2 separate regions of the Homo sapiens genome follow, and region 1 is linked to region 2. Evidence: chromatin loops called from intact Hi-C (ENCODE). Cell type or tissue: MCF 10A. All regions are shown on one strand. Each heading gives the region's core, and the rest is flanking DNA. Links, peaks and the distances in the headings are about the cores only.

Region 1 (5,391 bases), core at 331-5,330, 120 kb after region 2:
GAAACATCTATATTTTAAAAACATGCTAGAGGAATAATTCTGCAATCTCCATCTGCCTGATGGTCAACTTCTGCTCTATTCTGTCAAGGCAGTTGCTTGACACTTGAGTTAGTGTATGGTGGGCATGCTTACATGCCTGAGTCCTGTGCGTGCCTGCAGCTGATGCCAGGATTTAGGCTCCCTGCCTTCTTTACAATCCCTCCAAACACCTCTTCTCCTTGTCAGGGCTGCTTCCCAGGAAGGCAGCAGCCAGCTGTGCTGTTGTGTGGACAGAGCCTTGCCTGTGAGGCGCAGAAGCACGGCACTTCACCAAAGCTCATAGATTTTGTTCATTCTGCCTCCATCCCTCCGTCAGTGTGAGAATTACAGACTCTCCATTTTCTCTGCTCTCCTTCTGCCTTAATGCCTTTGTTGAAAAGTATCCCCATCCTTTGTTCTAAATTCCAGTCTCTTTTGTGCTATGATGATAATGTTAACTCTGTAATTGTGCATAAGTCAGCAAACCAGAGTAATGCCTTATCCATTCAGCACTGTCAGGAAATGAGGTGTTCCACATAATTAAATTGTCCAGATAACTAGAGCTAACCAACATTTTAAAGATCAACATTTTTAAAAGAGTAAATGGAAACATCCCAAAGTTTATTATACACCCTCTTGCCTTCTTTATTTTAAAATTATTTTTTAGCATTTTTTTCCAGGATAGAAACAAAAGGGTAGAGAGTGATCATTAAGTCTTCTCTCTATCCCAGCACTATGGCCCTCACTTCCCCATCCCTAACAGAGGCTACTGGCGTCAACATTACCAGGCTACAGGCATATCCTTCCTGTGATAGTCTATATGTATACAAGCCCAAAGGTGACATGCCATGGTGCTCTACTACACCTTGTTTTTAAGGACTTATGTACTGATCATCATTTTTCATCAATACACAAAAAGCCGCCTCATTCTATATAAAGGCAACATCTGGTCCATTGTATGGATGCAGCATTATTTAATAAAGCAATCTCCTACTGATGGGCATCTAGTTATTTTCAATCTTTTGCTATTATAAAAAAATGCTACAGTTTTAATCTTTGTATTTACTCCATTTTGCACACATTCGAATATGTTTATAGGTTAAATTTCCAGAAGAGAATCGCTGTCTCCAAGAAGGGTTATGTGTCTTTGTCATTGTGATAACTATTATCACACCACCTTTCATAGTTTGCATCAATTTCTTTCTCTTGCTATCACTGTATGAGGGGACTTGTTTCCCCACACTGTCATCAATACAATATACAACCAAATTTTCTTTAAAATTGTTGTTAATCAGTGAGTAGAGGATACTAGTGCATTTAATTTTTTAAAATATATTTTTATTATGGAATGTGGCTTTTATAAACTGTCCTTCTCTGTGCTTCTAATATGCTTTGGTTTGAATTTTACTTTGTCTAACATGAGGATTGTAAAACTTGCTTGCTTGCTTTCTTGCCATTTTCATTTTTCTTGTAACTTTTTGTCCATCCTCCATTTTCTTTAGTGTGGTACATTTGTTACAATTGATAAACCAATGTTGATATGTTATTTTAACTACAGTAGGGTTCACTGTTGGTATTATACATTGTATGGGTTTGGACAAGTATAATAACGTGTTTCCACCATTATAGTAGCATACAGAATATCTTTGCTGCTCTGAAAGTCCCCTGTGTTCCACCTTTTCATTCCTCCTTTGCACTCTTCTCTAGAACCCCTGGCAGCCACTGATCTTTTTACTGTCTTCATTGTTTTGCCTTTTCCAAGATGTTGTATAGTTAGAATCATACAGTATAGAGCCTTTTCAAACTGGCTTCTTTCACTTAGTAATATACATTTAAGTTTCCTCCATGCCTTTACATGGCTTAACAGCTCATTTCTTTTTAGTGTTGAATAATATTCCACTGCCTGGATGTACCACAGTTGGTTTATCCATTAACCTTTTAAAGCACATCTTTGTTGCTTCCAATTTGGGGCAATTATGAATAAAGCTGTTATAAACATTCACGTGCAGTTTTTTATGTGGACATAAGTTTTCAACTCATTTGGATAAAACTCCAGGAGCATGTTTGCTGGATTGCATGGTAAGGCTGTGTTTAGCTTTGTGAGAAACTGCCAAACTGTTTTCCAAGGTGGCTATACCATTTCGAATTCCCAACAGCACTGAATGAGAGTTCCTGTTGCTTCACATTCTTGTCAGCGTTTAGTGCTGTCAACATTTTGGATTTTAGCCCTCCTGATAGATGTGCAGTGATATCTCATTGATATCGCTGCACATTTTAATTTACATTTTTCTAATGACACTGAGCACCTTTTCATATGCTTGCTTGCCATCTACTTTGGTGAGGTGTCTTCAGATCTTTTGCCTACCTTTTAATTATGTTGTTCATTTTCTCATTGTTTAGTTTTAAGAATTATTTGTATATTTTGAATACAAGTCCCTTATCTTGGTTTTGCAAATATTTTCTCCCAGTATGTAATTTGTCTTTATCTCATTACTTTTAATCTGCAGCTCTCTTAATATGAGTGAGGTTTATGAGCATCTTTTCAGATATTAAGGGCCATGTATATTTCTCTTTCTGTGCACTATGTATCCCTTGGTCTTTTCATACTAATGACTAGGTAAACCTAACAAAATTTAACCATTATTTGAGAATTGAGTCATTAATGTGAACATAGATTGCTACATTATACCACAATTGTCCAAACTGCTTTGCTCCTTTGAGATCTTGTATCTCTTTTTTCATAGTTCCCTTTTCTCTCCCCAGGGTTTAGGATATACACCATCCTTTCTTGGTTCTCTTAAGCGTTTGTCTTTCAAAGCCTCTGCCTTCTTCTTGTAATTTGATGCCTTTGATACTAAGGGTTTCTGATACTAAAACAGTAAAATTTGCTATAATAGACTGGAAATTTGACTGATTCATGAGTCAAATTCATAGACCACAGCACATATACTTTACACATCTATTTGGTCACTCAGGAGCCTTTATTTTCTGGTCCTTGACCTTCTTCAGAATATTCAGAGTGGTCTAGCCAATGAATTTTTACTTCTAGTATTCCTGCTAGAACATTTGAGGTTAATCATAGGCTGGAAGCCCTAGTTGTGAGTAGAGCCCAGGGCCGACATGTTACTGTAAATATAAACATAATTGCCTTAAATACAGGAAAATTTGCTCCCTCATTATGGAGTAGCAATATGAACTCTTATTTCTGGAAAACTTTAAACAAATGATTTTCCAATGGTATTTTCACGTGGAGTGCTTGCAATGCATGAGCTTTTCTGCGTGGCCTTGGAACTGCAGTTTCCCGTGTGTTACATGGGAAGGAACTCCGCTGCCCTGATAGCCCGGCTGCATCCCATAGATGGCAGTAAACACACTTTTTAGCACTTTCCTTCATCTTCATTGGAATCAGGCTCCTTCAGGGAAAGAAAATGAATGCAGAAACTGTGGAGTAATAATTAGCAAACAGACTCTAGTCATTTGAAAAATTGGCAAGAAGCCTTATTAAAGGAGGTAATAATAGTCATATTTTGCACTTCTAATAGGGCCTTTTATCTCTAGGCTTCCAAGAGCCTGTCTGAGTCATGTAAAGAAAAAAAAAATACCCTGAGCTGGGTCAGAAGTCAGGAAATGTTGGCTCTGTTTGACATTCTGTGCAGCTCTCTCATTTCAAAGTGAAGGTAGAGTGTCTCTGTCGAATTTAAATTCAAGGAATTTATGCAGGTTAGAAAAGAAAAGGCAAGCAAGGCACTGTGAGATAAACATACATTCCTAGGTTAACACAGAAAACATGCTTTTCTCAAAGTTGTTTTCCTGTGGAAATAACAATAGAGCTTTAAGTACTCTGCCTCCTATAAACACATGGACAACCTTATTATTCACCGTGCGCTAGACAAATTGAGAAAGCATTTTTATATCCTCTGTCGTGTATCAAGGCGTAATTATCAGCACATCCTTGTATTTATTCCTGTGAGGCTGGAATGCATACCGCTGCAGATAGATATCAGCCCTGCAAACTCGGTATCATTCATTCTTTATCTCTGGCGGTGGTGATAGCAGAAGAAAACGACTCCTAACACATATACACGGTAAATGCCTTAAATCTACAAGATATGGCTGTCCTCCTTGTCCTGCATGGAAACTGCGTCTTCAATTTCCCACAGAAACTCCAGATCTATTGAAATCTTGGAACATTAAAATTCTCCTTCATTGTTGCCAAGGTTTAGTAACTTGACAACCAGAAGACAGACACCCTGGCTGTTTGAGGGAACGTAGGCTTAAAAATAAGAACAGCTTTTCCTAGTGCATGAAAATTCACCTGGGGCTTCATAGGATGAATATTTTATAATAACTGCTCTCTTTTTGGCTGTGTGACTTTTACATTGGGTAAGTTAATTAACCTCTCTGAGCATCAATTTCCTCATTGTCATAATTCCTACCTCACAAAAGTTGGTTTAAGGATTAAATAAAATCATGAATGTGAAACCACTCAGCATAACACATTACTCAGTAGGTACACAATAACTATTAGTCATTAAAAAATGTAAACATATACATGCAAACATACATAGGAGAGACAGAGAGAGAAATCCAGATTTCTCCTGGGTTTCCTCAGAGATTTAGGTAAATTTGTTCAAAGCCCTAAATTCTGAAGCCCATCACTTATTTTTACATTTCCTGCAAATTCATAACCTTATTTTCTAATGATTTCTTCCAATTCTTCTAAATCTAAGAGTCTTAGGTTAATTTAGTGCCCAGCGAGCTAGTACATAGACCTCAAGTCCTTAACCATTTTCTGCACCTAAAAAAATCCCAACCTCTCACAAGAATATTGTGAATCTGGTAACTTGATTAGAGACTCACAATTGATGAGAGACCGGGTCTTGTCCCTCACTGACTTCCGTCATTTTGCCTCCCCGCCCCCGCGGCCAGACCCCGCTGTCTTCCAAAAGGGGAGGCTGGCAACATGCAACTCACGACCCAGGCAGCCCCATCCCTGGAAAGTGCAACCCAGTCTTTCCCCGTCCTGTTCAACTGCTTCTAGGGTGGAGAGCAGCTTGAACTAAGTGATTGGATTGTTCAGCCTCCCTGGAATTTTGGAAAATACAGTTGTCTCCCTCATTATGATTATTAATTCACTGAAAATCAGCATTCTCATGGAATGTACCATTTCCTTTATTCTATGGAACAATCTATTCTTGTTTATATGTGAACATACTGATAAACACAGTAATAACATTATCTATCTCATACTCTGAGAGGCATTTATACATAACAAGCCATTCTTTTAGGGATTACCTAGAGTGGTTGTTGTTTTTAATTTTAATCGGTTTGATAGTAGATGGTGGTGGTGATAGCAGAAGAAGACCACTTAAT
Region 2 (5,391 bases), core at 338-5,337:
GGAATGACTTCTTACTCAAAGCCAGCCAATGGTTGAGGTGGCTAACTGTAAGCATTTAGTTGGAAAACTCTACAGATAGAAGGTCATAGAGAATCAGAGCTGGATTCTGTAACATAGTGAAAGTCAATCCCTGCTGAAGTTATAGAGAAGCTGAGACTAAGAGTAAGTCAGGAAAGCTCATTTGTAAAGAAAAGAATGGAACAAATAACAGATGGCAGGGAGGTGTAGAAATGGGGATGGGGCAGGAAAGTTAGAATGCAAAGCTACACAAGGATGAAATCTTTGTATATTTTGCTTATTAATATAGGTGTCCATAAATATGTATTGATAGGGAAGGAAGGGGAGAGAGATATCTCTATCAGTACTCAGTTACTGACTCTTGAGTTCTAAGTTTGAGGCCTTATTGAGATCCAGCTGAACTTTGCTTTATGCCCATGGGTGTCTGATTGTCAGATGAGGTCTAACAATAACTGACTCATCTTTTTGGGATTGTTATTTTATTTTATTTATTTATTTATTTATTTATTTATTTATTTATTTATTTATTTATTGAGATGGAGTCTCGCTCCGTCACCCAAGCTGGAGTGCAGTGGCGCGATGGCGGCTCACTGCCAGCTCCGCCTCCCGGGTTCACGCCATTCTCCTGCCTCAGCCTCCCGAGTAGCTGGGACTACAGGCGCCCGCCACCACACCTGACTAATTTTTTGTATTTTTAGTAGAGATGGGGTTTCACCATGTTAGCCAGGATGGTCTTGATCTCTTGACCTCGTGATCCGCCTGCCTCGGCCTCCCAAAGTGCTGGGATTACAGGCGTGAGCCACCGTGCCCAGCCTGTTTTTATTTTTTAACTTGAACTGGTTAGAGTGGGTATTTCTCTACTGTAACCACAAGATCTTGAATCTTGATGTGACAGAGACTCTAAAAGAGAATACACAGTACCGATTTTCACTTTAAGGCCCCTCCCCTGAATCTCAGCTAAGCAACTGCTCTGGCCTGCAGTTCTCCATCATTCTGTCCTATGGCTATTGCTTTAGGAGGCCTTCTTCCAATAGGGAATCATCTGTAATCTGTTAAGCAAGACATTCTTGGCAGCCAGTAGCCTAATCATGATTTCTTTAAATAGTTTTTTTCCCATGTCCTTTCCTAATTGGGCTTATACTGTTCAGACAGGCATTTATATAATATCATTCTCCCAAGTCTTTGATCAGGCACTGTGTTTACAGAACTTGTTTTTTAAGCCTTTTTTCATCTCAGATGGAATAATCCAGAAAAACCACAATTTCTCCATTACAAGGCTTCAAAGTCCAAAAGAGTCAGCCCTACTGTTAGTGACACCAGAACTGGGCAACTCAGAATCTCTGTTACCAGAGCACAAATGGGTGTGTCATTCCACATATCACTGAAGATTCCACATCCTCTCCCGGAATGCAGCAGGAGGGGACACAAATGTAGTTACACTATTCTCTTAATCTTTTCACCAAACTCTTAGATTATATTTGTTGAAGACATCAAGTTTGGAGATATTTCCTTAATGTAAAAAATGTGAAAGTAACTGACTCTTTTTCTATTATGTCCTCTTACTGTAGGCCAAAGATTTGTATTCATTTAGAAAAGGAAGACTGGAAAATGGGCCTCAATTTTCATGTCTGTAAAATGGGGATATTAACCTAGTTAATAGTCTTCATGTTTCCTTCAATTCTGATTATTTCAAATAGTGTATTAAAATAAAATAAAATTAAATAGCAAATGGAAAATGGCAGCTATAGCCCCAGTGGGTATGGTCTACCCAGGTCTGTCAAGATTAGAACCACATGGATTTAAATTATTTGGGAAGGAAACAGGCTGCTGATCGGAGCAGTGGATTTGCTTGATGGAACCTTTAAAAAAAAGGTGAAAAAGTGACAAACCAAAATGTCTAAATCTAGTCTGACAGGTTCAGATAATTTAAAGCTAAACCATGTTACAGGTCACTGTCCAGCTGTGCTGGGAAAGCCAATGGGAAAAGAATCAACCTATTTGTAGCGATCTGTAATTTCTGTTCAGATTCTTGTTTCCTTTCCAGAATGTTCCCCCAGTGAGAGCTCTGACCCCTTTAGAAACAACCTGGTGAGTGAGTGAAGCAGTTCTCAGTTCTTTTGATTGGTCCAGCTCCGTGTTTTGTTACAAGCATTGCACAGCTACTATCTGAAAAGGAATCTACCTCTTTATGGGAACATACAGCTGCTGCTGTTACCATACGATCCATTTTCCTTTAAAAAACCCTGTTTGCTCTACAGTTTATAGAAACTGACATTTGAAGAGATAGTGTCAGCTTGACCCTTCAGTTGTCTGAAAAGAGGAGAATCAAACCTGTCTTCTCTGTTTTTTCTTTCTCCCTCTTTTATTTCCTAACTTCCTTCCTCTTTACTTACTTTTCATCAACTTATATGGCCCAGCAGTCCTGGAATTCTTGGTAAAGAGAAATTCAGTCCCTTAAAAAAAGCATTGTAAAGGAGAAATTGGACGAGTAGAGAATTTTAAAATTGTTTACCAAGTGGAAGTAAAATGAAGTTGATTGCTATACTCTGGCTGGCCCAGTCCCCATAAGGTGACAAAGCCTAGAGACTAAACACAAAGATCTGGGATGTTTAGACATGTTTAGTAAGTTGTTCTTGGCATTGATTCAATGCAAGAAGGTACATGGATGTTTGCTAGTTGGAGAATCTCTAAAACTTGCGCTGTCACCAAGACACCATAGGCAAGACATCCAAGCTTTGACACCAACTCTCCTCCAACCCAGCTCATTTCAAATGCATGCATTGCACCTTACCAAGTCCCAAAGGCTCTGGGTACCAAATAAACCAATGCCATAACAAGGATGGTCAGCTTGGAACCAAACCCTGGGAGACAAGTGGAGCCCTGCACACTTGTGACCGATATAATGAGCCACTGGATGGCACTGTGGGTCCATGCAAATGTGTATGGAAGGCCATTTATCTTTCTTCTAAAAAGGCCGTTTAGCCTTGACAGGTAATTTGGCACATTTTGTGTTGAAATGTGCCAAATGATTTGGCAAATATTTCACTTACCTCTGAAAATAGGCACACCTGCTGTTCTGGCCTTCAGGGAGATGGAGGAGGGTGGCTTTTCCCCCCAACTCCCTTGTTGCTTCTAATTTCAGAAGTGAAAACAAGATTTGGTCAAAGATACATAGGCCAACTCCATTTTAAATGTAGTATTGTGTTTTAAAGAAACAGAAAAATTTGTCAGGGTTGGTTTCTTATGAAACCAATCTCTTCAGTCTAAAGGGAACATCTTTTCATCTCATCAATGCTATTTGCCCAGCCGGTGGCTGGCTTATCTGGCTCATGACCAGATGGAATGGGATTTGGTTGGAGAGCTATGTCCTCTACTGATCCTCCAACCATGAACATCTAGGAAAATTTGTTTCCAAACTTTTCTGTTCTAAAGAATTATCTGCCCAATATGTAGTATGTTTAGTAACAAGAAAGCAAAGCAATGTGAGAATGTCTCATACCAAACATCTGAGCTGCCTTTTGGCCATCTTGAAACCACTGCTTTGCCATACATGGTGGTGACAATTGTACACAGGCATTCCCATTCCTATGGTAGAACCTAGAGGACAGGCTGAGGCATCCCTAAGACAGCCTGCATGTCAGGCCAAGTTCCTGGTGTACTAGCTTTAACTGTACCTCCCGTATTATTTTCTACTCCGAAAAGCATACTGGAATGAAAATGAATAAAAATGGTGTTATTATTGATATAACTTTGAATCTAATCTAATTTTTTTAATGATGAAACATTTGCAAATCTAATTACTGTAGCTAACATGACTAAACAATGACTTGGGACCACTTCCCAAGTGGCCAAAGCACATATTGAGAACAGGGTGGGAATAGGCGGGTTAGAAAGGAGAGATTCAGAATTCTTCTTAAGTACTGTCTTGTCACTTACTGACTAGTAAAAGGCATATCTCACTGTGTCAAATCCACTCCTCTTTTGAAATATATCAAGGGAGAATGGTATTATGGCATGATTCTTGATTTGAATTCTGAGATTTGGCTTCTAGTTCCAGGTCTACCAATATGAGTTATGTGACATTAGGTGAGTCATTAATCCTTCAGCCTGTTTTCCTACCTAAGCCCAAGGAAGGCAATTCAGATGATCTCCTATGGCTACAAAATATTGAAATGTTCTTTAGTTTAGGCAGCCTCAACAAATGTAATATAATCCTAGTATATGCTAAGGTGATATATAGCAATAGCAAAATAGGTATATTTGTTCAAATAAAATCTAAACTACTTAACAGTTTTCCTGAACACAATAACTACCAGTGTAATAAGGAAAAGAAACTCTTGTGGTACTAAGATATTTTATGAAAAATAATGAATATATGTCTAATGATGTGTATTTGCATTTTGTACTTAGCTTAAGAGTTTCAGGGAAGATAGTTCACAAATGTTGTTTTGTTCTGTAGATGACTTTTTTTTTTTCTTTTGCCTGTTCTTCTGTATCATGGAACTATAGTTTCCTTCCAGGTGAAGATCATCATGGAGGCTGAAGGAGACCTTGATAAGAGGGGTTTCTGTGGATTGTTGGGCAAAAGCCAAACTGGAGCAGGATGGCAAGAATGGACAATGAGGAAGGGTTGGCAGCAAGTATTGACCACTGTTATGAGGCATTGGTTATAAAAGGGGCAAAGAAAAAGGTTACAGCTGGTATGTGGAATCTAGGGGAGGATTTTTTTTTTTTTTTAACAAAAGAGGACATTCTCAGACTCACCACACACAGGAGGAAACTGTGGAAACACTTATTCAGAAACATACCTGAAGTTCTGACCAAAAGAGAGATGTGATTGTAAATCCTGACTCAATGGCTTTTTTTCCTGCAAAGTTAGCAAGCCTTCATTTAGTAGAGCATTTCAGAGCTGGCAGATAGTACCATTCAGTCCTCTCATTAAACTGAGGAATCTGAGGCTCAGATAAATGAGATCTGAGATTTGTTCTCAGAGCAGTATTGGGTAAGGATTAAGAAAATGGCTTTGGGGCCAGAAATACCTTGGATTGAGTACCAACTCTTCTACCACTTGTTGGCTATGTGACCTCAGTCTTCTCATCAGTTGAGTGCGGGGATTGTACAGTATTTCACAGATAAGCCTCCTGGGGGGACATTTTCTTATAGGGTTTGTTGTAAAAATAAACTGAGATAAGACAAGTGAAATGCTTAGTGCAATACTGAGTATGTGGCCACAGCAAATATGAATATATGTTAGCTAATATTGTTATTGCCATATATATGATTATTTACATGCATGGAAATAATATAGTATGAATTTGCATCCATAGAAGATTTTTTTTTTAATGTCAAGGGGATTAGTGCAAATGGAATGTA

What was found. A loop is a pair of places that touch in the nucleus more often than their neighbours do. Peaks named below come from ENCODE experiments on the same cell type or tissue, not always from the same donor. Only the 100,000 strongest peaks of a DNase experiment are listed, where the experiment ranks them.
Region 1: a loop joins it to region 2, with 7 times the contacts of the local background. A loop is called at or near these places in 2 of 110 quality-filtered maps.

The regions. Positions count from the first base shown.
Region 1 is chr5:61,815,910-61,821,300 of GRCh38, reverse strand. No RefSeq gene overlaps it. Among named protein-coding and RNA genes, the nearest start is that of LINC03123, 83 kb to the right of the region's middle. In MCF 10A, for the core only: CTCF peaks have their summits at 3,197 and 3,400; no DNase peak of the experiment used is centred there.
Region 2 is chr5:61,931,757-61,937,147 of GRCh38, reverse strand. No RefSeq gene overlaps it. Among named protein-coding and RNA genes, the nearest start is that of LINC03123, 200 kb to the right of the region's middle. In MCF 10A, for the core only: a CTCF peak has its summit at 2,932 (motif pointing right); a DNase peak (open chromatin) is centred at 2,937.